2 separate regions of the Homo sapiens genome follow, and region 1 is linked to region 2. A link is a loop called in an ENCODE intact Hi-C map of the cell type or tissue named here. Cell type or tissue: GM12878. All regions are shown on one strand. Links, peaks and the distances in the headings refer to the core of each region. The heading gives the core; the rest is flanking DNA. Region 1 overlaps HRH1 (histamine receptor H1). Region 2 holds the start of VGLL4 (vestigial like family member 4).

Region 1 (16,761 bases), core at 4,691-12,690, 410 kb after region 2:
AGATATTTGGGGACATGGATCCCATGTCACTACACGCCACTCAGGAGATCCCGCTGGGTCTGAGGTGCCCTCTCTGAGGATAAAGCCATGCCTATGGAAACAGTGCTGGACAGAGGGTGTGCTCTGGGCAGAGAGAATAAAAGCTAAAGGAGCCATGTGAGATGAGGGCTTGTCTGCAAGGAAGGCAGTCACCTGTAGGTTCTCCCTAGCTCTGTGTCCTCAGAGTAGCAGCCTAGGGAGAGCTCTAGAGGCAGGAGCTGAGTCCTCACCCTTGCTCCGCTGCTTGCTGGGCTGTATGAGTGTGTGTGAATGTGTGAGTGAATGTGTATGTGCATGTGTGTTTGTGTGTGTGAGTGTGAATGTGTGTGATTGTGTGTGAGAGTCTGTGTGTATGTGTGTGAATGTGTGAGTGTGTGTATGAGTGTGAGTGTATGTGTGTATGTGTAAGTGTGTGTGTGGTTTTTGAGTACATGAGTGTGTGTGTATGAGTATGTATGAGTGAGTGTGAGTGTGTATGTGTGAGTGTCTAAGAGTGTGTGTGTGAGAGCATGTGCACCTTGAGTAAACAGTTCGGGGTGCCAGTTTACTCACCTTTAAAGTAGGGAGACTAGTAAGCCCTCCTGCCTGGGCCATTGGGAGGATCAATTGAGACAGGGAAGTGGGAAAGCTCTGCGATTACTTGGTAAAAAGCAGAAATGGACCCATCTTCTCTAAGAGTGCACAAGCAAACCATCATTTTTGAATTAAGGCAATGACTCCATTCTGAAACCATTAGGTGGGGAGGGGCTTTTACTAGAGTGATTACAGTCTAATCCCATCAGGCCCATGTGCCAGCAAACAACCCAGTCAGCGCTCCTTGCACATCCTGCGACACCAATGGGGGCAGCTGAAACAGTAAGGAGCCAAGCTTCTCACACATCAGTTACTAAATGCCCGCAAGCCCAAGAGGCATATCTGGGCGGAGAGGAGGAAATGGTCAGCTCAAGCTCAGGAGGTGAAGCATCTTACTCAAGGTCACGCAGCTGGGAAGTGGTTGCTAAGTTAAGATTTGAACGTAGGTCTATCTAACTCAGGGTTTCTCTATTTTTTTTTTTTAGATGAAGTCTCGTTCAGTCACCTAGGCTGGAGTGCAGTGGCATGATCTCAGCTCCCTGCAACCTCTGCCTCCCGGGTTCAAGTGATTCCCCTGCCTCGGCCTCCTGAGTGCCTGGGACTACAGGTGTGCAGCACCATACCCGGCTAATTTTTGTATTTTTAGTAGAGACGGGGTTTTGCTATGTTGGCCAGGGTGGTCTGAAACTCCAGGCCTCAAGTGATCTGCCTGCCTCGGTCTCCCAAAGTGCTGGGATTACAGGCATTAGCCACCACACCTGGCCCTAACTCAGGGTTTCTTAACCTTGGTCCTACCATTGACATTTGGGCTGCATGACTCTTCATTGTGGGGAGCTGTCGTGTGTACTGGGTGATGACATTTACCATTATCCCTAGCCTCCACTCACTTGATGCCAGTAGCTGCAAGCCCCCAGTCATGACAACCCAAAATGTTACCAGACACTGCCAGGTATCCCCTGGGGGATAGAACCACTGATCCAACTGAAGAACATGCACCCTGAACTACTACACTCCATTCCCACCCAAGAGTGCAGCTTTCAGCTCGAAGTAAGGCAGAACTTTCTAAAAAAGATGTTATCCAACAATGCAACAAGTTACCTTGAGAAAGACAGTAAGCTCCCCAACATGGGAAGCATGAAAGAAGAGGCAACCTGGATCTGATTCCAAATTAGAAATACTCCAAACTTCCTCAAGGGCAATGCAATTATTTACCTAAATAAAGCTCAGCAACGTTGGTTTTAGATAAAGCACCTAGTACAGTGTCTGGCATACATGAGGTGCTCAATTAATAGCAGTGGTTGTGTTTTCTTCCATTTCTTGGTGAGCACCACCATCCTGTACCTGGCCCATTCAGGATCAGAGGACTCATCCTTGACCTTTCCTTGTTTTTCACTGTGGTGGAAGCTGCTAATAGTCTCCTCTCATGTCTAAGACTAGAACTCTGCTTCTCAGCTGAGTATACAGCTGCCTGGAATAGAAACTACATTTCCCAGACTCCTTTGTAGCTGGGTGTGACCATGTGACTAAATTCCAATGGAATGTAAATGCAAGTGTTGTTTGCAACTTCCAGAAAACAGCCTTAAAATAAAGGTGTGTACTTTTCTTTGGCCTTTCATTCTTCTAGCTGGCTGGATTGTGGATATGATGAGTAGTGCTTAAGCAGCCATCTTGGGACCATAAGGAAAAGCCACACAATTAGGAAAGTGAAGCAGCCATCGGGACAGACTTGAGGTCCCTGATGATCATGGGGCTGCCATATCAGCGAGGACTGCCCACCTCTGGACCTCACGTCTATTTCATGGAAGCCATTGTTAGCTAGTGTTTTCTATCACATACAGCCAACTCGAATCCTAATTGATACACTGTCCCTGACTTCAAAGAGTTGATAAATTAGCATGCGAAGAAATACACAAGATAAACAGCATCAAAACAATTAAATTAAAAACCCTAGAATTCAGCTGGGACAAACGTGGTGACTGGTATAAGATCAAGGCAGGTAGCTGGACAGCAGAGGGAAGAACTGCCTCTCTCAAGGCAAAATGCGGACGTCAGAAAGGACATCAGAGAAGAAGTGATATGCAAGCCAGGCTTTGAAGGATGGGTGGAATTTCTCCAGCAGGAAGAAAGAGGTATTTAAGGCTCAGTAGAAGAAAGACTCAAAGTACACAGCTGAGTTTGAGGAATTGGGAGGAGTCATTGGAAGTGCCTAGAGCACAGAACGATGAGTCTGGAAGCACACGCTGGGGCCAAGGTGTAAGTAAGCTTCTTTACACGTTGATGCCATTTCCCTGCCTGGAACATTCTTTTGCCTTGAAACTCTTACTTGTTCCTTTCTCTTGGTATCCTCAACTTCTAACATGCTCCTCTTTTATCAACTTTCTTGTGGGATTATCATTCTTTAGCTGATTCTCCTCCAACTAAATGGGGAGCAACTCCAGGGCATGGAGGATGTCCACTATTTCTGTCTCTGAAGTGCAACACCATGGGGACATCCCATTCGCTGACAGCAGGGACCCTGCATTTTCGCTTGCCATCATTTCTCCTGAGCCTGGCACCAGGCTGGCACATGATAGGTGCTCAACAGAGGTTTACTGGATGAGCCCTGAAAAAACAAGACCCAGGGTCGGGCGCAGGGGCTCACACCTGTAATCCCAGCACTTTGGGAGGCCAAAGCAGGTGGATTGCCTGAGGTCAGCAGTTTGAGACCAGCCTGGCCAGCATTGCGAAACCCCGTCTCCACTAAAAATACAAAAATTAGCCAGGCGTGGTGGCAGGCACCTGTAGTCCCAGCTACTGGGGAGGGTGAGGCAGGAGAATCACTTGAACCCAGGAGGCAGAGGTTGCAGTGAGCCAAGATCATGCCACTGCACTCCAGCCTGGTGACAGAGCAAGACTCCATCTAAAAAAAGGAAAAAAAAAAGAGAGACCCAAACCAATACAGAACAGCAGAAGCCAGGGGAGATGTACTAAGTGCAGAAAGTGTAAGCATAATTTTCAAAAGAAGTTCAGACTTAAAGAAGTTTGAGGTAGGATTTATCCCATTGACGAATATTGTACCATACCTTTTGGTCCACTTTTCTACTTTTCCCTGAACACTTTATAGTTAAAAATTTATCTCATGGTAATCTAAAATGTAAATAAAGATTTATGCACAAAGACGCTCACTGCAACATTATTTATGATAGAAAATAAAGAGAAATGAGCTGGCATTTGGGAACTAAATGTATCTTGAGGTAGTGTGTCCGGAGTTGGTTCCTTCCGGCAGGTTCCTGGTGTCGCTGACTTCAAGAATGGCGACGCAGACCTTTGCAGTGAGTGTTACAGCTTTTTTTTTTTTTTTTTTTTTTTTTTTTTGAGACGGAGTCTGGCTCTGTTGCCCAGGCTGGAGTGCAGTGGCATGATCTTGGCTACTGCAAGCTCTGCCTTCCAGGTTCACACCATTCTCCTGACACAGCCTCCCCGAATATCTGGGAGTACAGGCACCCGCCACCATGGCCGGCTAATTTTTTGAATTTTTAGTAGAGACGGGGTTTCACCATGTTAGCCAGGATGGTCTTGATCTCCTGACCTCCTGATCCGCCTGCCTTGGCCTCCCAAAGTGCTGGGATTACAGGCATGAGCCACCGCACCCGGCCAAGTGTTAGAGCTCTTAAAGATGGCAAGGACCCAAAGAGTGAGCAGCAACATTTACTGTGAAGAGCAAAAGAAGAAACCTTCTACAGCCTAGAAGGTGACCCAAGCGGATTGCCTCTGCTGGCTGGGGTGACTAGCTTTTATTCCCGTATTTGTCCCCTCCCATGTTCCGTTTTTGTCCTATCAGAGTGCCCTTTTTTCAGTCGTCCCCACTATTGGCTACTTTTAGACTCCTGCTGACTGGTGCATTTTAGAGAGCGCCCACTGGTACATTTTGCAGAGTGCTGATTGGTGCGTTTTACAGAGCGCTGATTGGTGTGTTTTATGTTTTAGAGAGCACTGATTGGTGCATTTTTTTTTTTTTTTGAAACGGAGTCTCGCTCTGTCCCCCAGGCTGGAATGCAGTGGCGCCATCTCGGCTCACTGCAAGCTCCACCTCCCAGGTTTGCGCCATTCTCCTGGCTCAGCCTCCGGAGTAGCTGGGACCACAGGCGCCCGCTACCACACCCAGCTAATTTTTTTTTGTATTTTCAGTAGAGACAAGGTTTCACTGTGTTAGCCAGGATGGTTTCGATCTCCTGACCTCGTGATCCACCCGCCTCGGCCTGCCAAAGTGCTGGGATTACAGGCGTGAGCCACCGTGCCCAGCCTGAGTGGTGCATTTTATAATCCCATTGCTAGCTACAGAGTGCTGATTGGTGCGTTTTACACTCCTAGCTACCGAGTGCTGATTGGTGCGTTTTACAATCCTCTTGTAAGACAGAAAAGTTCTCCAAGTTCCCACTCCACCCAGGGAGTCCAGCTGGCTTCAACTCTCAGTGGCTACAGAATAGAATATCATGGGGTCCTTGATAATCATTACAGAGCACCAGCAATTAGGTGGTAAAATGCTTATGATGAAATTTATAGAAGACGTACGTGGTTTGTTTGTACAGGACAATGTCAATTCTGTTAACTAACAGGCTTCTATCCAGGGTGAATCTTTGTTATGTTACATCAACCATGGTTTTCTCTGGGTACTGGATGATACTTATTATATTTGGTATTTCTCAGGATTTCAACAATGAGATTGTCTTTATTTTATAATAGGGAAAATAAGAGCTAACTGCATTCATTTTGAAAAAAACAAAATATAGATTCCTTCAATAAAAAAATAAAAATAAAGAAATGTTTTCCACATGCTTAGCACATCTTTTATTTTCTCTAGTACAAAGTGAGAGTTTGGGATTCCTTTCTTGATTCATTCTAAACTGCCTCACCTGCTACTCCCCAGTCCAAACTTCTCTATCCTCTTCATCATTTGTAGGCTGGTTATTCTAGTCAAGTAAGTCAGAACATTAATTTCTTTGATCTAATTCTGAGAAAGAGGTGTCATGCATGAGGGTGCTCCAGTACTGCATAATCTCATTAAGTCTGGCCAGGTCATAATTTCCATGAAACACCCAGGCTTATCAGTGCCACTGGTTGTGATGAACAGAGCAGACTGCAAATAGCAAAATGCCATTATGGGCCTAGTATTACAGGAACCTAACTGACTTAGAATCTGGAGGAGTTCTGGCTTAAGAGTCAGCCTCTGGGTAAGATGCAAGAGGCAGATGACCTTGCGGGCAGGTAGTGGCCCCAGTGGGTTTTCCAGGGGTGGAGGTACATGTGCAAAGAGGCTACAGAGTCAGAGAAGAAAAGCTACTAAGAACAGAGGACTGTGTGTGGAGCAAGAGGGAGTGGTAGGGATCGGGGCAACCTGGAGAGCCTGTCCTCTGCTTGAAGAGGGCAGCTGCCACTCACATTCTACCAACTGCTGCAGACTCAGATCTGCCTGTTTTTAAAAGGAAACACAAAATCTGGAGTTTTTACATGAAATATTTTAGTTTTTAAATGCTGTCAATTATTCAATTGTTTCATTTGTCTTCTTGAACACTACACAGGGTAAACAAAATAAATTTTGTAAGCCCCCAGGTAGAAACCTCAAGCTGGTTCATAGGGGATGCAGAATGCTGAATATGAGATAATGACCCAGGAGTGGACACCTTTTGGGGTATTTTCCCAGCTCAAGTCAAGCCTCCTCTCTGAGAACCATCATTTCACCTAGGGTGGGCTCTGGCAGCCACAGTTATACTATGTAACCCTGACCCCTGGGCACACGTGATTGAACCAGAAGTTATCTCTGACCCAGAACAAACCAGTCAGCCCAGTTCTCTCTTCTGGAACACTGGAATTGGAGTTGTGCCATCAAGACAGTCTGTTGGTCTCACATATCTGATATATCATATATCTGATGTATCAAGAAGACAAATGAAACAATTGAATAATTGACATCATTTAAAAACTAAAAGATTTCATGCAAAATCTCCAGATTTTATAAGTGGGGTTAAGTGGGGGTGGGGGGCTGCCACTGGGGGCAAGAGGAGGAGTGTTGCTCACCTCTGGGAATGCTAAAATAGAGGAGGGGATAGAAGAAGGCAGCAGACAAAATGCAATAATTCATATGCTGGAACAACCGAGATCTACCAGCAGAAGGATGAATTTAGACCTTTCCCTTATATCATACACAAAAATTACTCATAATTGATGATAGTCCTAAATGTATGAGCTAAATTTTTGTGACCTTGAGTTAGGCAAAGATTTCTGAGACACAGCACCAAAGGCATAAGGAATTTTTAAAAACTGCTAAATTGGACTTCATCAAGATGAGAAACTTTTGGGTTTCAAGAGGTACCACTAAGAAAATGAAAAGCTATGGAATGGAAGAAAATATTTATAGGTCATATATCTGATATATCATATATCTGATGTATCCAAAATACACAAAGAACACTTCCAACTCAATCATAAGAAGATAAATAACCCAATTTATAAATAGGCAAAGGATTTATATAGACATTTCACCAAATAAGATAGAGGAATGGCTCAAAAGCACATGAAAGGATGTTCAACATCATTAGTCATTAGGGAAATGAAAATCAAAACCACAGTGAGATACCACTTCACATGGACTAGGATGACTATAATTTAAAAAGAAGGACAATAACAAGTGTTGGTGAAGATGTGGAGAAAGAAGAACTCTGAAACACTGCTGGTGGAAATGTCAAATGGTGCAGCTACTGTGAAAAGCAATCTGATAGTTCTTCAAATGGTTAAACATAGTTACCATATGACTCAGTGATTCCACACCTAGATATATACCCAAGAGAACTAATCGTGTGACCACAGAAAAACTTGTATGCAGATACTCATAGCATTATTCATAACCACCAAAAAGTGGAAAAAAACCAAATGTTCATCAACTGGTGAATGGATTTTGATTAAAATGTGGTCCATTTGTCAATAAAAAGAAACACAGTACTGTTCCAAGCTACACCATGGGTGAACTGGAAAAACATCATGCTAGGTGAATGAAGCCAGACACAAAAGGCAACACATTGAATGATTCCATTTATATGAAACGTCCAGAATTGGCAAATTTATAGAGACAGAGAATAGATTAGTGGTTGCCTGGTAGTGGAGGGGGGGACAGGAAGGGATCTTTTGGAAAAAACAGAAATGTTCTAAACTTGGATTCTGATGATGTTTATACAACTCTGTACATTTACTAACGATAACTGAATTGTATGATTCACTTAGAATGGGTGAATTTTATGATAGGTAAATTACACCTCAATCAAGTTGTTTTTAAAATTTTTCAGTGGATGAAGAAAGAGGCTGCTCTGGGTTCCAGATCTGTCTGTTTTTAAAATCTATTTCACTACACCAGTGCTGGGAAACAGGATCAGCTATAAGATTCTTCAGTTTCATTTAAATGAAAACAAACTAGTTGCTTAGCGGAAGAACTGCTTTAGCCAGAACCAAGATTTAGATAAAATAGATATCATGATTTCTTGTGAAAGGGGCAGTGAGATGTTATGCGTAACTTCTAAATTAGTCATCAGAAGTGGAAGGAGAGGAATGACTGAGCTACATCAAACCCTTTCCTCCCGCACATCTGTGATCTTTCTCATTTTATAATTTGGTTTAAGAGATTGAACTTGTTTGATTGTTTGTCTGCTCCCCACAACCCCCAGCCCTGGTGTGACAGGCTGGGATTTTTAAAGCTAAGTGCAGGAAAGGGAAACTGAAGGATATTATCACTAAATGGCAAAACAAACAAACAAACAAACAAACAAACAAAGGCAGCATTAAAAGCCCAGCTCAGTTATCTCTTACTTTCTGACCTCAAAAAGCAAGGGAGAGGCTGGGCGCAGTGGCTCACGCCTACAATCCCAGCACTTTGGGAGGCTGAGGTGGGCAGATCACAAGGTCAGGAGTTCGAGACCACCCTGGCCAATATGGTGAAACTCCGTCTCTACTAAAAATACAAAAAAATTAGCAGGGCGTGGTGGCGCATGCTTGTAATCCCAGCTACTCGGGAGGCTGAGGCAGGAGAATTGCTTGAACCTGGGAGGTAGAGGTTGCAGTGAGCTGAGATCACGCCACTGCACTCCAGCCTGGTTGACAGAGCAAGACTCCATCTCAAAAAAAAAAAAAAAAAAAAAAAAAAAAAGGAAAAGAAAAAGAAAAGAAATATTTTCAGGATTGCATCAGGCTGGGAGAGTTTCCATATTGCATCGTTTAATCCTCAATCGTTTAATCCTTAATCGTTTACCGTGCTGGTAACCTCACCAAAATAATTCTGCCCCCAGCCTCCCATTTTAATGATGTGGAAAGAGAGGCTTCTGGAGTTTTTAGGGCTTGGTGCCTGCACTAAGAGATCCCAGAGTGACTGAAGAGCAAGTTTCACTTAAAGGCCCAGGTGGCACCCATCTGCTAAGACCTTCCAGTGAACTTCACATACTCCCCCCACTCCATCCTCTTTTCCATTGTGAAGAGAGGGAAATAAATAAACACTTTAAATAAAGATTCCAGGGAATTGAAAACATGGACATCCGTGCTAACGTGAGAAAAGGATACAGTGAATACATCATCCTCTTTTTCACTGTGAAAAGAGGAAAATAAACAAACGCTTTAAATAAAGATTCCAAGGAATTCGAAAATATGGATATCCGTGCTAACATGAGACAAGGACACAGTGATTACACCACCACACCCAGCACACACACAAGTATCATTTCAGGATAGGATGAATAATGTGTTCATTTTGTTCCGAATCCTTGGAGATTAAACTCTGAGAAATACACTTTCAAAGACCAAAGTCATTCAGGCTGTTCTCTTCTTGAGGAAAAAAAAAGTGATTGATGATATTGAACTAAATAAAAGAGCTGGCAGGAGAAAAAGAGAGGCAGATGCGGCATTTATAAGAGAGAGCTCCCAGGTGATTACCAGTTCCTGTAACTTTTGTCTCTTTCAGTCAAGTGACCTGATGGACACCTGCCTGCAGCTGCCACCTCATCCCACACCTGGGGCTCTTTAGCACCACCTGCTGGTCAAGCCCTCTTGCTGGTTCTGGGGCCAGGGTATTTATATACAGGGGTTATTTATATATTTATATATAGAAGTTATTTATATATAGGGGCATAGATGAGTGTGACTCGATCTGGTTCCTAGTTCTATTCTGATAATCACAGATGATTCATTTATTCATTCATCTATCTATCCATTCATTCTCCCTTCCTTCCATCAAACCATCCACAAAATCTTCACTGATGAATATTCTTGCCAGGTACAGATATTATGATAGCCACCGGATGAACACAGTTCCTATTCTCATGGAGGTGCCAGCCTATACCAGTAATTCTCAACTCTGCCTGCCTGAGAGCTTTGTTTTGTTTTGTTTTGTTTTGAGACGGAGTCTCGCTCTGTCTCCCAGACTGGAGTGCAATGGCACGATCTCAGCTCACCGCAACCTCCGCCTCCTTGGTTCAAGTGATTCTCCTGCCTCAGCCTCCCAGGTTGCTGGGATTACAGGCACCTGCCACCACATCTGGCTAATTTTTACGTATTTAGTAGACAGTGTTTCACCATGTTGGCCAGGCTGGTCTCAAACGATCCACTTGCCTCAGTCTCCCAAAGTGCTGAGATTACAGGCGTGAGCCACTGTGTCAAAAGCTTTTAAAACATATTGAGATGTCTTCTTTCAGGAAGATTGAGTAGAGGTACTTTCTCTATTCTGCTTAGTACAACTAAAACTCTGGATGTTATATTTAAAGCAAACACAAGAAGACTCTGACAGGTGGAGAGGCAAAGGCAAAGCAGTGAGGAACATTGGGGCCCAATGAGCGACACAGTGATGAATTCCCTGGGCTTTTTTTTGGCCACATACATCAGAGATTTTGACCTGAAGTAGCTGGCAGCTCAGAAATGGCAATCGGCACAGGCAAAACAAAAGCCTGCTGTGTCCAGCCAAAGGACTGGGAAAGAGGCTGCCTAGCAAAGTAGAAAACTTTTAGACAACACCTGCTCTATTTCAGCCAAACACCATAGAAAAACACTGTGCCCCGCTCCTGTCCTAGCCAGATGAGGTGAAGTGGGGAGGGCAGCCAAGACTTCCACCCTTGTCAAGCTGTAATGAAGTGACTCAACTCCCCTTGCTGGGGTGGCGTCCCCGCCATTCCTAGCAGGGAGCCGGGACTTGCATCCTGTCAGGTGGTGACAAGCCCTGCACCCACCCCCATGGTGTCAGTAGGGGTGCATGGGGAGCAGTGAGGAGGCACTCTCATCCCTCCCAGCTGGGGACTTATCTGCAGAGGCCTAGTGGGGAGATGGAGCTCCCACATCTGCTCAGCAACAGTGAGGAAGCCACGCCCTTCAAGTGTCAAGAGAAGCGAAGTGGGGAGCCAGGACGTCTACCTCCACCTGGAAGTAATGAGGCAGCATACTCTCCCCGTGTGTCCTCCGGCTTCCTCTGCTACAGCAGTGTCAGTCAAAAGCAGATAAATCAGGAGATTTAAATATGATCCTAGGTCTTATAATACCTAAAATTTCCATATTTCAATTGAAAATCATTTTTCACATCAAAAAATGAGAAGGGATTTCTAATAGCATTTTTTTTTTTTTGAGATGGAGTCTCACTCTGTCACCCAGGCTGGAGTGCAGTGGTGTGATCTCGGCTCACTGCAATCTCTGCCTCCTGGGTTCAAGCTATTCTCCTGCCTCAGCCTCCCATGTAGCTGGGACTACAGACACATGCCACCACGCCCAGCTAATTTTTTGCATTTTTAGTAGAGATGGGGTTTCACTGTGTTAGCCAGGATGGTCTCGATCTCCTGACCTCGTGATCCGCCCACCTCAGCCTCCCAAAGTGCTGGGATTACAGGCGTGAGCCACCGTACCCGGCCAAAACATTTAAAGTAATCATCATAAAAATGCTTCAACATGCAAATGTGAACACAATTGAGACACATGAAAAAAATAAGTCTCAGCAAAGAAACAGAAAATATAAAGAAGCAGCAATGGAAATTTAGAATGGAAATAATAATTGAAATAAGAACCCAGAGGTGCCCGCCCTGCCTGAGGAGAGGGAGGTCATGGCGTGAAGCTACAGCTGCTGCCACCGCCACTTCTGCAAGGTCTCAGGGCAGGGCTGCAGCCATGTCCTACTGCCGGCAGGAAGGGAAGGATCGAATCATATTTATAACCAAAGAAGACCATGAAACTCCAAGCAATGCAGAATTGGTGGCTGATGACCCCAACGATCCATACGAGGAGCATGGATTGATACTACCAATGAAGACATTAACTGGAACCGTCCATGCCTTGGGGGAATGGCCAGCGGCCCCTGTGGGGAACAGTTCAAGTCAGCCTTTTCCTGCTTCCACTATAGCACGGAGGAGATCAAGGGGTCAGACTGTGTAGACCGGTTCCGGGCCATGCAGGAATGCCTGCAGAAATACCCAGACCTCTATCCCCAAGAGGATGAGGATGAGGAAGAGGAAAGAGAGAAGAAGCCAGCAGAACAAGCAGAAGAAACAGCTCCCACTGAGGCCACTGCAACCAAAGAAGAGGTGGGGTCAAGTTAATGAAGGCCACAAGGCACTGGGCTCCAGTCCTTTTGGAGTGGACCTTTTGCAAAAGACCTTGTTGTCACCTTCCAAGAAAGTGTCTTTCCCTCTGTTGTCCTGTGCACTGTAATATACAAAATAACTTATTTTGATGATCAGGGGTCTTGACCTCTTGACACATACACTGAAAAAAAATGGGAGTTGTATGTATGTGTGTCCTACCCAAACCTGTGGCCGCCACTTTTGAATTCTCTTCTCAGATTGCCCTGAATTTTGCCACTTTTAAATCATGTGCTGAATAAGCTCAGCAACTAAAAACCATTACCCAGGAAGGTTTCTTGTGAGTGAGCTGATTTATTCTGATTCATTATATTCCTTTTAGTAGATATTATGCCCCTTGGGGAAATAATACAAGTAATAGAAACAAAAACATCTTCTCCTAAAAATGCTGGGGTGGGGCCTCTACTAGCAGAGGCCAGATGGTCAGATACGATTTCTGCAAACCCATCCTGACCTCGAGTATGTGAAGGGGTACTGTACTTCATTCCCGATACATTTTGGTTTCCATGTTGGCATTGAGCTCCTGGTTTTCTGTGTTTGGACGATGAAGATTTGGACCCTCCCATTCACAGTTCCTTTCTAAGTGAAGGGAGAGGCTGGCTTGGCTGTTCCTTGTTATTCTGAAAGCCCTGGTTTGGGGCCCATGTTCACACAGGCTCTCAGTCTGGTCAGGTGCAATGTTCTTGAGAGGTGGGGACCTAATTATTACCAGAGTAGCAGCAAGAGAGGAAACGTGAACTAAGTATTCAATTAAAAGGAAACATGATTTCTACCTGAAAAACAACAACAACAACAAAAAAGAACCCAATTGATGGACTCAAAAGCAAGAGGGTAGGAACAGAGGAAAGAATCAGTGAACTGGAAGATAAAACAATAGAAATTCCCAAATCTGAACATCAGAGAGAAAAGAGATAATAAACAAACAAACAAACAGAACTCCAGGGTCCTGTGGGACTATAACAAAAGATCTAACATTCATATAATCATAGTCCCAGAAGGAGATGAGAAAGAGGGTGGCAATGATAATGTGCTTTGAGAAATAATGGCTGAAAATGTCCCAAATTTGGCAAGAGACCTAAATCTATAGAATCAAGAAGCTGTTAACCAAACAGGATAAGCCCCCCAAATATACATCAAAGCACATAATAATTAAACTCTTGAAAATGAAAGACAAAAAAACTTGAAAGTATCAGAGAAAAACACCTTACCATAATGAGAATGATAGCAGATTTCCCACAGAAAACATAGAGACAAGAAGAAAATGGCATTATATTTTTCAGATGCTGAAAGAAAAGAGCTGTCAGCCCAGACTCTTATACTCAGTGAAAATATCTATAAGGAATAAAGGGAAATCAACACATTCTCAGACGAACTTGTACAGGACTGTGTGCTGAAAACTAAAACATGCTGATGAAATAAATCAAAGATGTAAATAAATGGAGAGTGTTTATGGATCGGAAGTCTCAACAGAGTAAATATGTCAATTCTTCCCAAATTAACGTACAGATTTAATACAATTCTTATCAAAATATCAGCAAGATGTCTTACGGATATAGACAAGACTCTTCTAAAATGTATAGGGAAAGGTGGAGAAACTAGAATAACTCAAATAATTTTGAGAAAAAGAGAATAAAATGGGAGAAATCGACCTACCCAATTTCAAAACTACTATATATTAATAGCTACAGTAATCAAGACTTTGTGGTATTGGCAAAGGAATAGACACATAAATCAATAGAATAGAACAGAGAGGCAAGAAATAGAAATAGAACCACACAAATATTCTCAGGTGATTTTTGACAAAGGTGCAAAATTAATTTAATGGAGGAGAGAAAGCATTTTCAACAAATGGTGCTGGCACAATTGGACGTCATAGGCAAAAAATGAACAACCTAAACCATATGTCTTTTAAAAAAATTAACTCAGGCTGGGCACCGTGGCTCATGCCTGTAATCCCAGCACTTTGGGAGGCCGAGGCAAGTGGATCATGAGGTCAAGAGATTGAGACCATCCTGGCCAACATGGTGAAACCCTGTCTCTACTAAAAATACAAAAATTAGCTGGGCACGGTGGCACGCACCTGTATTCCCAGCTACTTGGAAGGCTGAGGCAGAATCGCTTGAACCCGGGAGGCGGTGTTGCAGTGAGCCAAGATTGCACCATTGCACTCCAGCCTGGTGACAGAGCGAGACTCAGTCTAAAAAAAAAAAAAAAAATTAACTCAAAATGCTCCACAGACCATTAAGTGTAAAATGTAAACTACAAAACTTGTAGAAAAACACATTAGAGGAAATCTTCAGGATCCACAGCTAAGCAAAACGTTATTAGACTTGTGACTAAAACATGATCCATAAAAAGAAAAAACAATGAATTGGACCCCATCAAAAGGAAAATTTTCGTTCTGTGAAAGACCCTGTTAAGAGGATAAAAAGACAAGGAGAAAATATTTGCCAGCCACATATCTAAGAAAGGACTACTATTCAGAATATATAAAGAACTCTCAAAACTCAACAGTAAAAAGCAGACAATCCAATGAGAAAATGGGCAAATGATATGAGGAAACATTTCATCAAACAGATGATACAGATGGCACATCCGCATGTGAAAAGATGTTCAATATTACTAGCCATCAGAGAAGTGCAAGTCAAAACCACAACGAGATATCACTGCACAGCCATCAGAATGGCTAAAATAAAAGACAGTGGCAACACCAAATGCTGATGAAGACTGCAGAGAAACTGTGTCACTCATACATTTCTGATGGGAATGTAAAATGATACAACCATTCTGGAAGAGTATGGCAGTTTCTTAAAATACTAAACATGTAACTACCATAAACTTGAGTAATTGCACTCGTGGACATTTATCTCAAAGAAACTAAAACTTATTTGCCCAGAAAAAAAAACTGAACATGAATGCTTATAGCAGTTTTATTCATAATAGCTCAATGCTGGAAACAACCAGCTACCCTTTGATGGGTGAATGAGCAACCAACCAACTGTGGAATACTACACAGTAGTAAAAAGAAATGCACCAGTCCTATTCCCATCAACTTGGATGAGTCTCCAGAGAATTATGTGAAGTGAAAGAAGTCAGTCCCAAAAGGTTACTAACTGTGTGACATTTATGTAACATTCCTGAAATGACACCATTACAGAAATGGAGAACAGATTAGTGGTTGCCGGGTTTAGGGATGGGGGAGGTGAGAAGGAAAGGGGATGTGGCTATAGAAAGGCAACATTGGTGACGGAACTCTTCTGTACTCGACTGTCTTTATGTCCATATGTTGGTTGTGATATTTTACTACAGTTTTGTAATATGCTACCACTGGAGGAAATTGAGTAAAGTGTATGCAGGATTCCTCTATATTATTTCCTACAACTGAGTGTTCCTAAAAGGCTTAATGTAAAAAAAAACTCATATTGATACCTTGGCCGCACTCCCAGATTCCCAGCCACTATGGTTTAAAGGTCCCCAGGTGATCCAGTGTGCAGCCAGGATTAAACAAATCAGTGGTCTAGGCCAGTGCTTCCTAAACCTTCATATGCAAATAAGTTTTCTGAGAGTCTCATTAAAATGGCTCAGGAGGTCTGAGGTAGGGCCAGAGATTCTGCATCTCTAACAAGCTCCCAGGTGATGCTCATGCTGTTGGCCCACGAACCTCACTGTGTAGCAAGGGCTTTTACACTGTGGTTACATCCAGGTTGGGTTCATAAGAATTATCAGAGGAACTGTGAAATATATCGTACACTGGGATCCAGCTTAGTCGATTCAGTAGGATCCAGTAGGTCTGGACTGGTGCCGATGACTCTGTTTTTTAATAGCTCCCCTGGTGAATGTGGTGCCCAGCCAGGTTTGGGATCCAGCAGCAAGCTGCCTCTTGCTCCTTGATTCTTCTGTGTATGAGCTCATCTTGGCACCCAAGGCCAGTAATGGAATTTAAAGTTCTTGTCTTCACGCCCAGTACTTTCACTACCTTAGACCTGGAGTCAGGCCCTGGGACTTGGTCTCTCTCATCTTCCCCTGAACCTACCCAGTGGACTTCAGTCAGTGTCACCTCCCTAGAACATGCTCTGGTGTCTCCTGTCCGTCACTGGCCTTCTAGAGGCCAGCCACCTACTCCTTTTGTTCATCCTTTGGAGGCTGACTTGGTCTAAGCTCAAGTTTGCTCTCACCTGGGATACTGCAACAGCCCCCTATCTGGCCAGCCTGCTTCCAATCTCACCCCCTCTAGTCCCCACCCATGTCAACTGCAAGCAATCTTTCTAAATCCACATTTTTCTCCTTCAGTTACTAACTTATTCCCATTATAATTCTTGCTGATCTATGTCTTTCCTATACCACCATTTACTTTATATATGTATTTAAATGGATCCACTTTTTTGCCTAAGTTTATTTCACTACCACGTATGAAAAACAAGTTATCATTTTTTTTGTTATCTACAGAACTTTCCATAGGCATAAACAAGATGACAATAAAACAATGTGATTTAATTCTAGCCAGATATTGTGAGGAAGGCTTTGC
Region 2 (16,761 bases), core at 4,260-12,259:
CAACAACAAGAAACCCCACCATACTGGGATAGAGATATGCTGAAACTTACAAAGTAAAACTAAAATTTTGAAACTGGGTTACTTCATGATTTGAAGAACAGTGTACTTTGTAGAACAAAGGAAAGGATTTTCATAGCAAGTGGGAATCCAACAGAAAGGGTAGAAGCTGGCATTGACAATGTGTCTGCTAGCACAGCTAGCACTGGGCTGCGTTTCAGAGTAAATAAGCAAAGGCCTTTGCCCTCAGGAGCTCTTGGTTTGGTCTACAGGGGAGATAAAGCCATGTGTAATTATAGTAGGCCATATTAAATGCCATGAGAAAAGTGGTATGATCAAAGGAGAATGGTCAGGCTGTATCATTATCCAAATTTTTCAAAGATGCAGAAGTAGATCAGAGAGATTCTGTAACACGCCTAAACTCACGCAGCCAGTCTGTGGCAGAACCAAGATCAGAACCTGCTTCTAGCTAACTGCTGGCTGGCAGGATGGGAAATTTTTTTTTTTTTTTTGAGATGGAGTCTCGCTCTGTCGCCCAGGCTGGAGTGCAGTGGCGCGATCTCCACTCACTGCAAGCTCCGCCTCCCGGGTTCACACCATTCTCCTGCCTCAGCCTCCTGAGTAGCTGGGACTACAGGTGCCCACCACCACGCCCGGCTAATTCTTTATATTTTTTAGTAGAGACAGGGTTTCACCGTGTTAGCCAGGATGTCTCAATCTCCTGACCTCATGATCCACTAGTCTCGGCCTCCCAAAGTGCTGGGATTATAGGCGTGAGCCACCGCGCCCGGCCAAGATGGGAAATTTTAAATAGTTTTACAGTTTACGGAACTCTTGTTCTTAGTAATCAGTTAAAATTCACTTAATCTGCTCATGCAATAATCAATGGGTTATAGCAAATACTTTGTTTGTGTCTACTGAAGTACTGTGTTTAGAATGCCGCATTCCTCAAACCTGCTTTGAGATCTTGTTCTTTTAAGGGCCCATGCCAATGCCACTTTTTTTATGAAATCCCCAAGTCCCTTCAAAATAGGATTTGAAGCTGGGCGTGGTGGCTCACGCCTGTAGTTCCAGCACTTTGGGAGGCCGAGCCGGGGGGGATCACCCAAGGTCAGGAGTTCAAGAACCAGCCTGACCAACATGGAGAAACCCCGTCTCTACTGAAAAATACAAAATTAGCTGGGCGTGGTGGTGCATGCCTCTAATCCCAGCTACTCGGGAGGCTGAGGCAGGAGAATTGCTTGAACCCGGGAGGTGGAGGTTGCGGTGAGCCGAGATCACACCATTGCACTCCAGCCTGGGCAATAAGAGCAAAACTCTGTCTCAAAAAAAAAAAAAAAAAAAAAAGAAAAAGAAAAAGAAAAGAAAACAGAAAAAAAAAAAGAAAATAGGATTTGTCCTCCCTCTGCCTTCTATTGTTTGTTTGTAGGTCTTATGTTCTGCCCTCTGTGATATACTCTTCAAGGACAGGGACTGTGTCTTACTCATCTTTGGATCCCAATCCCTTCTGGGCCAGTGGAGTGAGATCTTCGTTAACGTGGCACTCTATTCATGTTGTTTGAATGCCTTGCTTGCTGTATGTCTAGGGTCCCAGACACAAGTAAATAATTCTTAGAGGCATGGAAATTGTATATATATTGGGTTTAACTTCTAGGTGTTCACCTGTATCATGACTCTGGGCAGGATAGTTGTGCCTGACGCCTGGAGGTGCTGTATGTGTGTGGTGTTAGGTACCTATGTTGGATGTTTCTGCTTCTGGGCTCAGCAAAATTCTTCTCTCAATAAAAACAATTCTAGATGCTGTACTTTGTCTAGTGTCTTCTATTAGCAGCTGATAGCACTTTTTGGCTCTTCAAAATATTTTTGCATTCATTGACTCAGTGCGTTTTATAAGTGCATATCTGACAAATTATTTGGACTATTTTCTTTTTGTTCAATATTAACTAAATATGCATTTATGAGTGAGAATTTAGGGCATGGATTTTCTCACTCATGAAGAATAGCGTGCCACATGCCGGCTGGATAAAAGGAAAGATCCAGGAATAGTTCGCGTATTCTGTTTCCTCTGTGTCCTTCCTAGTTTGTAAAATTGTCAGCTGGCTCTTTAATTAATCATGATATTAAAACAGCAAACATATTGCAGTGATCTGTCAGAAGAGGACTGGAAGGTGTCAGGCCCTGTGTTTGGTTAAATATTACGAAGAAGGCTTCCGTTTTACAGGTCAGCTTTCCAAGGTACAGCATGTTGGTGTACCTTTCCTTTGTGGTTCCAGACCAAACTAGAAATGTTCTAGCTTGTACTTTGGAAGCAGTTGTGCCTTGAGAGCAGCTATAAATAAAATATGGTAGTTTGATTATTGCTTTGGGGAGTAGACAGTCCTGAACGTGCAGGTGCAATGCTGTATTTGCTCATTTCTCTCCCTCTTAAAAACTTGTTTTAGCCGGGCATGGTGGCTCACGTCTGTAATCCCAGCACTTTGGGAGGCCAAGGCAGGTGGGTCGCTTGAGCCCAGGAGTTCCAGTCCAGCCTGGGCAACGTGGCCAGACACAATCTCTACAAAAAAATACAAAAATTAGCCAGGTGTGGTGGTGCACATTTGTAGTATCAGCTGCTCCGGAGACTGAGAGGTTGGAGGATCGCCTTTTTTAAAGTCCCGGAGGTTGAGGCTGCAGTGAGCTGGGTTCATACCACTGCACTACAGCCTGGGCAACAGAGCAAGACCCTGTCTCAAGAAGAAAAACTAACAAAAAACTTGTTTTACTGAGAAAATGGAGAAGAGGGAGCTGGAAGAATCATTTATGTAGATACCATGTAAATTGGCATCACTGCATCTAGGATCATAATTTTCTTTATGGCAGCCTGTACCATAGGGCACAGGCATTCTCTAACCTTAATCCTTGAATAGTTTCGTAGAACACTGCTAGCCATTCCAAAGTAATAGGATTACACCTGAAACTTTTATGGGTGAAAGGGTTAGTCTCCTTAACCCTCTAGTAGCCAGACTCACCTAGAACTAGTGACAGCCAGGAGTTTTAGATCTCTTCATTTTACGGAAGAGAAAGCCAGATTCCTCCTAGTTAGCAGCTGTTTTGCCTCAGTGTTCTCTCCAGAGACACAGAGAACTTTGGGTTAGTTAAGATCCTCTCACCATTGTTCCCTGTAATTGTTATTGTTAATTCATACCAGCAGGAAAATGAGCCAAACAGTATTCTTCATGCCCATTGTTAAGATTAAAATGTCTCTTTTTTATTTTTTTGTCTTGGGAGGTGAAGCTCTCATTTGCTTGCCACATTTGTAAGAAAAACAGCATAAACCCAGGAGCCAACCCTCCTAGAAATACCAGTTACCGTCGTGTATTCTATAAAACATGACATTCTGTCTTGAGATTGCAGTGAATGGCGGCCTGTGGTTGGGTGGGGAAGAGTGGAGAGGGAAAAGAGGAATGATCGGAGTCCTTGGATTTTAGGGCTCGGGCAGACAACACAGAGGCTGCCGAGATGGACATCCAAGCTTAGAGAGGTGGAATCACTTGATGAAGATTGCATGGCTAGCAAAGGTTATGGCCTGGGAACTGGATTTTTCTGACTCTGTATCCAGTGCTCTTTTTGCTAGAAAGCAGTGTGAAGAGTACAGAGGGCTCAGCTTGGGAGGCCCGTCACTGCTCTCAGCTCCAGGCTGGCCTTCCTTACCTCCTTGCTGCCTACTCCCAGCCTCCCTGCAGACGCTCTTAGGACAGTCCTCTCCTCCTCGGGTCAGTCCTTCCTTTCCAGACCCCCTCTTCTCTTTCCTGGCATCTGAATGCCTGACCAGGGCCGTGCTTCGTTGTTGCTGGGGTCACAGTCATCTTGCTTCTCTGAGAGCCTGGATTGTGGCTAGTCCTCAGAGCCTGGCTAGAAACCTAGTTCTTTCTCAAAGCCATCCCTGGTTCTCACATGGTATGGAGCTTTGAAGTGACTCCCAGTGCTTACCTGGCTTGCTATGCGAGTGGCCTGCTTTGCTGTGGTGAGAACTTGGGGTGTGCTCTCCCTCCCCTCGAGAATGCGACACCACACACTGTCAGACCCTATAGGAGTTACTGACCTCAGCTACTGCACCCCAGTGGACATCTCAGCTCTAGAGTTTGACAGATACGTTGAGGGCTTAGCCACAGCAGGCTGAGCTCTGCCAGCCCCTTCTGCAAAGATCCCCAGCTCAGGTGCTCCTAGCCTGTTAGCCTTCCAGCCTAAAGGCCCTGCCAACACCAGCACCCCTGGGAACTCCTCTAGCCTCCGGGGGCCTTATATGTCACCGTGGATCCCTCCCTGTGTTGGACACCATCTCTGGAGAGAACCACTCATATAAAAGGCACACCTCAAACTTAATCAGATGTCACTTTCCACAGAGGCCTGCTTCCATCCTAAGTGAGCAACTGGACTTTAATATTTGGGAAGCACTCCCTGTGTGGTGAATGGACCTCGTCTGTCGTGTGTGCTCCCTGGTAGGCCTGTTCTCATTATTCTCCCCTCCTTAGGGATCATGAGCCTTTGTATGGCAATAGACCATGTGCTTCAGGAAATCATACTTTGATCATCTCTTTATTGTAACCACGCAGAGCATCACAAAGCTGTGCACCTGCGCTCCCTCCTGACTTCCTTCATTCTTCAGTTCGCTCCTTCTTTTAGGCTTCTCGCTTTCCTCTGTTCCCAGCTTAGATTCTGGAGCTCTCCCTTCCCATTTGTTCTTTCAAGAAATGTTTAGTGGTCACCCACCAGTGTCAGGCTTTGTGTTAGGTGCTGGGGAAACAATGATAAGGCAAAACAGCACGGATGTGAATGGGAGGGAGATGGCCGTTCATCAGAGGAGTACACAGGCCTGAAATGACACCTGCCTGCGTCCTCTGAGGGCAGGCTCCTATGCAGTGAGACGAGTCACTAGAAACCCCCCGCCACCAGCCGGAACCAGACACAAACTGGAAACCCCACTGTTTCCTCCGGCAAATGCTGTCTCTTCTTAGGACCCCTTAGTCCCCGCACTCCCCACCCTATGTGGGGTAAACAGGAAATCCTGCCTTGTCCATTTCTGGGCTCACTGCAGTCAAGTGTTGGTAGGTTTATCCATTTCAAGTCCTATTCCAGCTACTGGGTGTTGATAATTTAAGAAGATAGGCTGAGAATGGGGGTGGTGGGTTTGGTTTGCCCCTTCTGTGTAAAGCAGATGGGAATTGTTTAAATACAAATGACCAGGTGGTGCCATCCCTGTGGGAAGGAAGCCAGGCTGTTTGTTAGGTGGGCTCACGTCGCCCCCTAGTCCTGCCCACGAGCAACTAACTCATTGGGATGTTGAACTCTGGTGGGTATGAAAAGCAGCCAGGTGCCCTCCTCAGTTCAGTTCAGAATCTCCAGGGTAGTGGTCCTGACCCCTAAGGGGAGGGGAGCTTGCAAAAATTACGTGGGTAGCTATTTTCAAACGATACTGCTAAGTGTAGTTATTTCCTGGGTGTAAATTCAAAATTCATCTACTGCAGATTTACCAAATTATCCTCCTGGACACCCATGGCTTTCAAAACCTCCTGGGTGATTGTAATGTATGGCCACGGTTCAAAACTGCTCTAATAGTGGGTGGATTTCTGTTGGCCCTAATAATGCCAATGGCCTCACAAATAGAAGCCTCAAATAGAAGATCCACAGGAGGATAAGGTAATGCTGGCAAACTCATCCTTGGAAAAATTGAATTGTTTGCATTTCAAAAAGAATTTTGTGGTATTGGCCATTATTTGACTTAATTGAATATTTTTCAACAAAAACCGTTTATTCTAGTTAATGTTACTAAATATAGTTGTGTTGGTGATGAAATAAAATCTAAACCACCTGCTTGTTTTATAAAGATTCTGTCTTCTCTCACTGGGGTTTCAGGCCAGTAATTAATCCAGGACATGTTAACTGTTGAATGCCTGCTCTTACAGGTATTGGGCATAGACAAAGAAAAATATGGTATGGGTTTCATTTCAAAGAGATCACCGTGTGATGAGGAAGGTGGATTTGTTGAAATATTTTAAGATACTTACAGGTGCAGGTTAATAATCTTAACATTGCAAATGATCTTTTTCTCATACCTCGTTTTATTTGCCTGCCTTTTGCAAAGCTAATAAGGTAAAATTCATGCCTTGCAAGTTAACAGGAATTGTGGACTCTAAAAACTCCCCTTATTTTTAGTTAAAAGTAAGACCCTGGGTGCAGTGGAAAATCACAGCTTCTGGTCCCAGCTCTGCTGCTCTTTGCGTGAGTTTAGAGGAGCCAAGGAGCCTGCTTGGTATCTGTTTCCTCATCTCCGCATTGTCGCGAGAACTGAGAAAGAAACAGGATATGCAGAAGATATGCACTGTGCCATGGAGTGTGGCACTTAGTATCCTTTGTTGTCTTTCTATCCCCTCAACTCTAGGAAAAATAACATTTTAAGACAATAGGACATTGACCTCTTGTGCTGTATCAGAGAATGATGATTTGGCTAAGGAGAAAATGCCCAATAATGATTTGCTTGATTTGGGTTTCTTGATTTGTGGCATTATTGTCACTTTTGCCAAATAATGCTTTGTTGTGGTGGTGGTGGTGGGGGGTGTCCTATGCATTGTAGGATGTTTGGCAGCATCCCTGGCTCCTAACCACTAGATGTTAACAACACCCCCAAATTTGAAATAACCAGACATTGCCAGATGTCTCCTGAGGAGGGCAGAATCTCCTTGGTTGAGAGCCTCTGGCCGGGGCCCTTCCCTCTGTGTTGTCTCGGGTGAATTCTATCCCTCTGCCTGCTACAAGTGTCACAGAGTTCTTACTGTCCATCAGAGAAGTGCGAAGTAAAGTCGTAGTGTGGCTGCTCCAGACCTACCAGAATAACAGGAATGAAAGAGTTGGAAAACTGTTGGCAAGGATGGGGAGCAACTTGAAATCTCATACCCTGCTGGTAGGAGTATAAACGGGTACAACTGCTGTGGAAAACTATTTGGCAATATTTACTTAAGCTGAACATACACTTTCTGCGTATCTGCTTCTGAGTACATGTGCGACAGAAATGCATTCCGAGGCTGATAAGAGACACACACTAGAATATTCATAGCAGCACTATTTATAATAACCCCCAGGTAGAAACTACCTAAATGCCCATCAGTGGTAGAATGAAGGATCTGCGATATATTGGAGTAATGGAGTACTAGACAGCAATGCAAATGAATGCTATGCAACTGCACATAAAAATAATGCTACCACTCATAAAATATGTGGAGTGAAGGAATCCAGCCACAAGAGTAGCTAGCATCATACGATTCTCTTTCTATAAAGTGTTATACAACTGATCTACGTTCTTAAAGGTTAGGATAGTAAGTTACCCTATGGGGGTAGTTACTGGAAGAAGGAATAGGTGGAGGTGGGATACATTAAAATTCTCCCTATATAAATAACAGCCATGATTTCTCTTTCCTGGACGGCACCCTAACTGGTTGGAAGGATGACTGTGGAGGTGCTTAGCGTGCTGCATAATGAATGAAGCACTGTGCAGGCAGACTGACCTGTGAAATGAAGTTGGGTCACACATTGGGGCTAGCAGCGAACTTAGCCCTTCAGTTGTTGAATATTTGGGACATTTTCTCCAGTTCTTCTATTTTTACCATGGAAGTCAGTTCTAGTCAATCTTGCAGGAATACATCTATGAGTAATTATGACTTGGTACAAAGTGAATATCAGAATAGCGTTTTAATTGTGAATGTTCTTTGAATGGGACTTACTGAACCTAAATTGGTTGTAGTAGCGAAAATCACTAAAATAATCATGTATGTAAACATGCAAGAAAATATTTGTATTGTCAAACATGTAAGACAGTAGTTGTAAAACTAACAAGTTAAAGTGTTTTGCAAGAGATTTCTCTTTTCTTGGGGATGCTAATCTAATTAAATTCCCTTCCCTCGCACTGATTTATTCTGATTTATTTAAAACACCATTCCTTAGCCTGTAGTCCCAGTACTTTGGGAGGCTGAGATGGGCGGATCACTTGAGGTCAGGAGTTCGAGACCAACCTGTCCAACATGGTGAAACCCCATCTCTAATAAAAATACAAAAATTACCCGGGCGTGGTGGCACGTGCCTGTTATCCCAGCTACTTTGGAGGCTGAGGCAGGAGAATCGCTTGAACCCGGGGGGCAGAAGTTGCCAGTGAGCAGACATCGCGCCACTGCACTCCAGCCTGGGCAACAGAGTTAGACTCCATGTCAAAAAAACAAAAAAACAAAAAACACCATTCCCAGTCTGCACTTTTTAGGATTATTAAGGTTAAATTTATGTGAAAGCACATTTCCTATTTAATCACTTGGCATCAATTTAATTGATTTTGTATTTTGTTTTAACTTTTGCAGAGTTTAGTAAGAATTAAACTATTTGTTAAAAGATATTTTCTATGAATTTTAATATTAAATAAAATAAGGTTTATTTTTGTATTTGAAATATAATGCACATCAGGCAAGAATAGCACGAATTCTGCAGTTTGCTTTTTCAAAATGGTCTTTGTAATTTAAAGTTCACCCCTAGAGGGTGGTGTTGTATTGAAAATTTAAATATGATCTGAAGACCCATTTAAAGTTTTTGAAAAGTCCATAGATTTGTGTTAAAATCTTATATTACAGAGAATGATCAGTCGCTACTTAATAGAAGTTGAGTGTGTTTTAACTTACAAATGGTAGTATTTTGTAAATAATAAAATCTAAGACATAGTTTAATGATATTTGCTTTTGTGAAAAATTCCACAAAATACTGTCCTTTTAAAAAAATCATCCTTGAGCAGCCCCAAGTTGTATAAATAATCACTATTTTATGATATATTTAGGAATTCTTAAAAGAAAGTAACAACAAAGGGAGCTTATTAGATATTTGGTTTATGTCGCTGATTTTTTTTTTTTTTAAATCAGCTACTCCCTGGTACTTACTGTACGTCATTGATATTTAAGGCATTTGAAGTTTGTTTTGTTTTGGTTTCTCCTTTAACTCAGCAGCTTAGTTGTTGACCTACCGTGTACAAAGCAGTCTTTATAATATGGTAGGGGACAGACACAGAAACTATCTTATAGTCTGCTTTGTTTTAGAATGAAGTATAGAATAAACCTAAAATAATGCAGGATGAAGAGATTAATCCTAGCTAATGGTTCTTGGTGGGGGCGGGGGGTTGGTAATTCAGCTAGGCCTTTAAGGAATTTGCATTCTAAACAATGTTTAAAAGAAAAGAAAGTTTGGTTTCTTAAGTCTTCCTTTTTTATTACTCAATGCTAGGTTTTACCTTAAACCCTTTTCTTTCTTTTTCTTTCTTTCTTTTTTTTTTTTTGAGTCTCACTCTATCGCTTAGGCTGGAGTGCAATGGTACAATCTTGGCTCAATACAACCTCCGCCTCCTGGGTTCAAGCAGTTCTCCTGCCTCAGCCTCCCAAGTAGCTGGGATTATAGGCACCTGCCACCACACTTGGCTAATTTTTTTGTATTTAGGAGAGATGGGTTTTCAATATGTTAGTCAGGCTGGTCCCGAACTCCTGACCTCAGGTGATCCACCCGCCCTCCCAAAGTGCTGGGATTACAGGCGTGAGCCACCGCGCCTGGTCCCTTAAACCCTTTTCTATGCTTTCCTTCTTACAACCTTGTCTTAGTAATTAAATTAAGTAGATTACGAAGCAAAAATGTGTTGACCAGTGTAGTGTTTTACAAACACCACCATCATCATCATCATTGGTACTGTTCTTAGTACACTGAGGAATGTGCTGGTAAATTGCGACGGACCTAGAGATCCTCTGAAACATGACAGTTTTGCACCTCCAACTTATTGTTTAACTGATGCTTTAGCTCAAGGAATAGTCAAACTTATTTTCTTGTTATTAGTAAGGTCTGTTTTGAATATTATTTACATCAGGTTAAAGTGTGTGTCTGTGTGTGTGTGTGTGTGTGTGTGTGTTTTCTATGTGTAGCAAGAAGAGAAAAAAAGCACTTTAAAATGAAAGTATTAACTAAATATCCAGCTTACTTGAAACCCTGGGAGGAAGAGCACAGCGGAACCCAGTAGGGGAAACAGATAGCGCAGTAGGGTTACTCATATTTTCTAATGTGGTATTTGGAGATGTTATGTTAGACTTAACATTAAAACTTTCCCCTCTCTTCAAGTGCTCAAATGAAAGCATTTTATTTTAAATAAATGTCTGGGGAGTGATTTTGATCATTTGGCTTTTCTTTCCACAGGCTGATATTAAATAGAAGAGTATTTGGCTTTTATTACACAGCTCGCAGTTTTGGTGATCTATTCTAAAGTGGTAGTCAAACCTCTAGCTAATTAAACAGATCAGCCTAGTAATTAGCCTGGGCTTTCTTCTATCGTCATATTGCCATTATTCCACAAAGATGCTGAGGCACAACCATAATTAACATTTATAAAGCACTTATTGGGCCAGGCGTGGTGGCTCATGCCAGTAATCCCAGCACTTTGGGAGACCGAGGCGGGTGGATGGCTTAAGGCCAGGAGTTCAAGACCAGCCTGGGTAACACAGTGAGAACCTGTCTCTACAAAAAATGATTAAAAAAAAAAGTTAGCCAGACACGGTGGCATGCACCTGTGGTCCTGCTGAGTTGGAAGGATCACTTGAGCCTGGGAAGTCAAGGCTGCAGTGAGCTGTGATTGAGCCACTGCACTCTAGCCTGGGCAATAGAGGGAGACCCTGTTTCAAAAAAACCAAACCAAACCAAACCAAACCAAACCAAACCAAACCAAACCAAACCAAACCAAATAGAGCACTTGTGTGCTGTGGGGGAGTTTTACTCTAAGGACTGAGGCTTAGCTTTCCTTCCCTCTAGAAGCTTATGGTCTAGTTTGGGGGAATTGGTACTGACATATGACATAATTAGTAAGCAGTAGAAGATAAAAAGCACGTACACATGTCTATAAGCTCTGCAAGTGTAGAGCTGTCTCTGTCAATTTTGCTCTTTGAGACAGATACCCCATCTTAAACATCTTTGAATGTTCCAAAGTTCTAAAGAAATGTTTGGATTCTTATTATTTTTAAGTTGTTAAACCCAAATCAAAAGGAGATATCATGAGATATGTAAGCTATAATAAGATATACATATCCATTGCTTATGTCTCACCAGGGAATATTATTTCATTGTGTTGCTGCTTTTTAAAAATCAAGAACTTTCCTTATCCGCATCTTCATTATAGGAAGAATAAACTATTTGTAGGCTAGTTAGAAATTCAGGAAAATGGAAAAAATGCCCACCATTCAAAGATGGGCACTATTAACATTTTGGAATACTTTCCAGTCTTTTTAATGTATACTTTTTCCTATATATATATGTATGTTTTCATAAATACATTAGCACAGTTGGTGAATAATGTGTGTTTTAGTTTTATATCCGATTTTTATTGTTTTCAGTTAACAAATGTAGTACTGTCACACAGTATATAGCATAGCATTTCCTCATGTCATTATAGATTATTGAAGGTGTTGTAATGGCTGCGTAATAGTCTGTCATCGATAAGCCACGGTTTTAATGCATCCTTTTATTTGGACTTTAGGTTTTCAGGTTTTCATTTTACACATAGCTGTATGATAAGCATCTTTATGAAACTCTTCAAATCTTATTTTCTTAAGACAGAAGTCTAGAAGTAGAGTCCAAGGCAAGGACAAAGGCATGGACATTTTTCATAAAACAGTCTAGTGTGTGCCAACCTGCTTTATACACAGGCGTTATCTGTTTATACTGCATTAGCAGTGAGCAAAGATTCCAATGGCATCCTGTTTCACCAGCAAGAAATAAGATTGAAAAAGTCTTTTTGTTAAATTGGTAGCTGGAAAATCACTTAAAATTTATATTTCTTTGATTATTAGTAAGGTTGAATAGTTTTTCAAAAATGTGTTGGCCATTTGTTTCTCATGCTCTTAAAAAATGTTATTCAGATCAAGTGGTTTTTCAATTTTTTCCTTTGTTCTTTCTATTTTTAAATGTTCTTTGAATACCAAGAACATTTATCCTTCACTGTAATATATGACACAAATATATTCTTCAGTTTTGTATTTTGCCTTTACTTGGTTTTGGTGTTTTTAGATGTATAAAAGCATAAAATCTGTATTCTCAATCAAATTCTACATCTTCCTTGGTGGCTTCTGTCTTTGATTAAAAATTTTATTTCTGGCTTAGCAAATGTTTTCCTATTCCACATCAGATAGTCTGAACATATCCTTATAGTTTTGTAAGTTTTTGCAGCAAAAACCTTACTTTAAAAGCATCTAAATAATCTTTAAAACATTTGGGATTTATTTTGATGTACAGTATAAGGCAAAGTGCTATCTGGATTCTTTTCTCAGTAATGTTTGTTTTGTAATCCACTTCTTCCCCATTGGCCTGGATTTCTGATTCCTATATCCACAGTATCTGTCTGGTCCTACCTAGTCTCTACCCAGTAACACTCCAAAATATATTCTTTGCTTTATGTTTTAAATATTTGATAGATCAAACTTATTCATTCGTAGAAAAAGAACTAGCTTTTCCCATCTCATTTGTGTGTGTGGATAAAATTTAGACCCATCTTTCCAATTCCCTACAAAACTATCCTGTTGCTACTTTAATTATGAATATATTATCCTATGAATGAATCTGAGAAGGATTGATATTTTCTAGTATTTTTTTTTTTTTATGGATGAGCTGATTGTACCCTGAAGTACAATCAGAATCTACATGGTGTTTCTTAAAGGCAAGGACCTGTGGTCTCCAAGAGATGTTGACAGCCACCTAATGACATCGAGTAAGATAATCCAGAGTGTGCTGGAAGTAGGGATGGGGAAATGAAGAATCTGCCGTTTAGATGTTTACTGATTTTATTCAGCTGGTATTTATTGATGGCCTACCATGCGCCAGGCTTCTGCCAGACTTCTGCCAGACTGACCTCGAAAAGGTGAGGAAGGCATAGTCCTTGCTCCGAAGATCTAGGCTAGGAAAGAAGCACATATAAGGTATGGGTTGAGCGTCCTAATCCAAAAATCTGAAATGAAAAATGCTCCAAAATCTGAACAGTGTTGAGTGCTGACACAACATTCAGGTGAAAATGCTCATATTGGAGCATTTCAGATTTCAGACTTTAAAATTAGAGATGCTCAACTGGTAAGTATAATGCAACTATTCCAAAATCCAAGAAGGTCCGAAATCCAAAACACTTCTGGTCCAAGTATTTTGGATAAGGACTACTTACCCTGTAAAAGGATAGCTTGGCGTAGGGTGTGAGGAGATGGTAGGATGGGATCGTAGGGAGATTTCACAGGACAAGAGGGGCTTTCTGACAAGTCTCAAGGAAGAGTGGATGTTTGCTGAGTAGACAGGTTGGGAAAGAAGAGACGTCCTGCACACCGAGAAGCATACTGATGTGCTTTGTGGAATAACTCACTGCAGGTCATCCAGTGTGCTTGAAACTAAGGTGAAAGTTGTCAGGAGCTGGGATGGAAAGGCCTAGAGCCGGTCCAGGAGGCGCTCCCAGCCTGCAGAGGCGGGCTGTTGTAGCTGGCCCCTCTGGAGCACAAGCTTCTCTGTGAAACCAGGTTTGTTTCATTTTTCCCCAAGACTTTGTTGCAGACTGATAGTTTATAAAATGTAATGCAGCCCTATAACTAGAAATACGAAAACTACAGCCCTCAAATTTCTTTAATATTAAGATTTGAGAGACATAAAATTAGTCTATCGAATTGCTATAAAAGTTTTAAATGTTCATTCTCCGTTTCTGTATCTAGCTTTTGGGGACTAGGAACACCTGGTGCTCGAACCCCTCTGGATCACACTTGGGTAGCACCGTGCTAGCCTCCCGGATCAGCGGGAAAGACGTGGTGGCTGTGGCTGGGAATGTTACAATAGTCAAGGTAGACCTGTGAGACGGTGTCCACGAAAATGGTTGCCACCCGGAGGCTGAGAACTGCTGTTCTAAGTGATGCTGAGTCCCTTAAGGGACGTTACCAAATATTTTATTCATTTTCTACAATGGTATTGTTTGAATCATTTGCTTAAATTACTATTAAAAAAATTCTTCATGTCAAAATAAGTGAATAAAATGAAATATCTTAAGGCAGGGTTTTTTTTTTTTTCCTCCCTAGATGAAAGCAATGGTTCTCAACCTTGACTGCATATTGGAATCACCTGGGACTTTAGAAGCTACTGCTGCTGGTTCCCACCTCAGATGAGTTGGGGATGCAACCTCAGCAGCAAGATTTTTAAAAGCTCCCCCCTGGTTCTAATGTGCAGCCACCTCTCTTCCATGTGGGACAATGATGGATAAAGTTTTCTGATTGAGAATTTATGTAAAAACGTAGCACAGTAAGAGTACTCCAAAACTATCAGTTAAATTTAAATCTGATACCTGATATTGTTTGTTTTCAGTGCAATGATCTCATGTATACTGGATGTTACGAGTTTTGAGTTTTCTTCAACCCTCCCCACCAAATACCATTAAGTATTTTAATTACAATTGATAGGATACATATCTTTCACTATAGCTTATTACATGTAATATAGTGTCAATAAATATTCTTATAAATGAAAGCTTGTGAAATCTTGATTCCCCTATTACTTACTTCCCCTGATGTCACCCCAGTGATTACTGTTGCAGCAATGACGGCAACAGTATTTAGTATTTAGATGTCATATAGTTTTTTTGTTTTGTTTTGTTTTTTGAGACGGAGTCTTGTTCTGTCACCCAGGCTGGAGTGCAGTGGCACAATCTTGGCTCACTGCAGCCTCTGCCTCCCGTGTTCAAACAATTCTCCTGCCTCAGCCTCCCTAGTAGCTGGGATTACAGACACATGCCACTATGCCCGGCTAATTTTTGTATTTTTAGTAGAGACAGGGTTTCACCATGTTGGCCAGACTGTTCTCAAACTCCTGACCTCAAGTGATCCGCCCGTCTCAGTCTCCCAGAGTGCTGGGATTACACGCGTGAGCCACCGCATCCGGACTCCCAAGTAAGATTTCATTAGAACACCTTGCCATGAGTGTGCCTAATAAACCCAATGCAACTATTGCTGGATTTTTTTTTTTTTTTGAGACGGAGTCTCGCTCTGTCGCCCAGGCCGGACTGCGGACTGCAGACTGCAGTGGCGCAATCTTGGCTCACTGCAAGCTCCGCTTCCCGGGTTCACGCCATTCTCCTGCCTCAGCCTCCCGAGTAGCTGGGACTACAGGCGCCCGCCACCGCGCCCGGCTAATTTTCTGTATTTTTAGTAGAGACGGGGTTTCACCGTGTTAGCCAGGATGGTCTCGATCTCCTGACCTCATGATCCACCCGCCTCGGCCTCCCAAAGTGCTGGGATTACAGGCGTGAGCCACCGCGCCTGGCCTATTGCTGGATTTTTAACATACAACTCCTTCAAATTATTTATTCAAATATTATTTTGGAATATTAAAAATATATTTTTAGAATAGTAATTCAAATGTTTAGTTTTTGTTTTTTTTTTTTCTATTTTGTTAACACGTTCTTGATGTGCTGAAAACTGAACATTCAGTGGTTCACTCGTTCAGTAAACAGTTTTTGGGCACCTGAACTTGGTTGTGCTAGGCACTGGGTAATCAAAGTTTAAGCCCCAAGTTCTTCCAATAGCAAATAGTACAGCTGCATGCCACTAGCTTCTTACACACAGGTGGGTGACATACATGCCAAATGAAAATAATTTTACCCTTTCCCTCTATAATTTCAAGTACACTTTTAATTTTTGATATTATAGCCCTATTTGCTTAAACACTCTTCCATCTCTTCTCCTCTCCTTGTCTCCTTTTTTTCTTTTCTTTTTTTTTTTTTTTTTTGAGACAAAGTCTCACTCTGTTGCCCAGGCTGGAGTGCAGTGTCACGATCTTGGCTCACTGCATCCTCCTCCTCTCAGGTTCAAGCAATTCTCCCACCTCAGCCTCCTGAGTAGCTGGGACTACAGGCGTGCGCTACCACACCAGGCTAATTTATGTATTTTTAGTAGAGATGGGGTTTCACCATGCTGGCCAGGCTGGTCTTGAACTCTTGACCTCAAGTGATCCGCCTGCTTCGACTAGGATTACAGGTGTGAGCCACTACACCCGGCCCCCTCGTTTTTTTAAATAAAATTATAACATTAGGTGGGAAAAAACACTTTAAAAGTAGTTCTGTCAACTATTTTGGGGGCTGTGGGCCAGTCATTTAATCCATCTGAACCTGTTTCCTCTGCTGTGAAAGGGTGATACCCTCCTTGCCCTGTCCATCTCAGTTGTTATGGGGATTATGGAAGAAGCTATATGTAACATTAACATCAGAAATTTAAATATCCAGTTAAAGTGTAAATGGATATTATAAAACAATCTTTAAAAGAAACAAAGACACTATATATATATATATGGCTTATGCATCACTAGCACTTTGGGTTTCCGAAACCCCAACATGAAGTTTCACGAAAGTTGCATTCCATGGGAGTTTGCTTCCATGATGGATTTTTTACTTTGTACTTAGCTCCTGAAAAAGAAACTTCCTGGGTTTTCTTTTTTCCTCCTACGGTTTTGCAGCGGCTTGGCTGCTTCCTGTCAAGAGCCACTCTGCCAAGGCCCCGTCTCTAGAGTCTCTCCCCCTCCCCTTTCTCTTTCTTTCCAACACTTGCTACATTGAGAGGCTGATCCTGTGCAGAAGCCCTCCCTGCCTCGGCAGCGCGGCGCAGTGAGCATGCTCGGCCTCCTGCGGGAAGAGGAAGCGGCGGCATAGGAGTCATGCCAAGCATAGCC

Evidence for each region. A loop is a pair of places that touch in the nucleus more often than their neighbours do. Peaks named below come from ENCODE experiments on the same cell type or tissue, not always from the same donor. Only the 100,000 strongest peaks of a DNase experiment are listed, where the experiment ranks them.
Region 1: it touches region 2 in a loop (9-fold over the local background); 20 of 110 quality-filtered maps call a loop at or near these places.

The regions. Positions count from the first base shown.
Region 1 is chr3:11,229,686-11,246,446 of GRCh38, reverse strand. The region is part of intron 1 of HRH1 (histamine receptor H1); the gene reads right to left. It also overlaps the pseudogene CHCHD4P4. Among named protein-coding and RNA genes, the nearest start is that of ATG7, 34 kb to the left of the region's middle. In GM12878, for the core only: a CTCF peak has its summit at 9,654 (motif pointing left); no DNase peak of the experiment used is centred there.
Region 2 is chr3:11,643,910-11,660,670 of GRCh38, reverse strand. It overlaps VGLL4 (vestigial like family member 4), which reads left to right and starts at 16,756. Exons shown (of 5, transcript NM_001128219.3): 1 at 16,756-16,761. RefSeq lists an enhancer at 16,533-16,612. In GM12878, for the core only: CTCF peaks have their summits at 5,276 and 8,537 (motif pointing right); no DNase peak of the experiment used is centred there.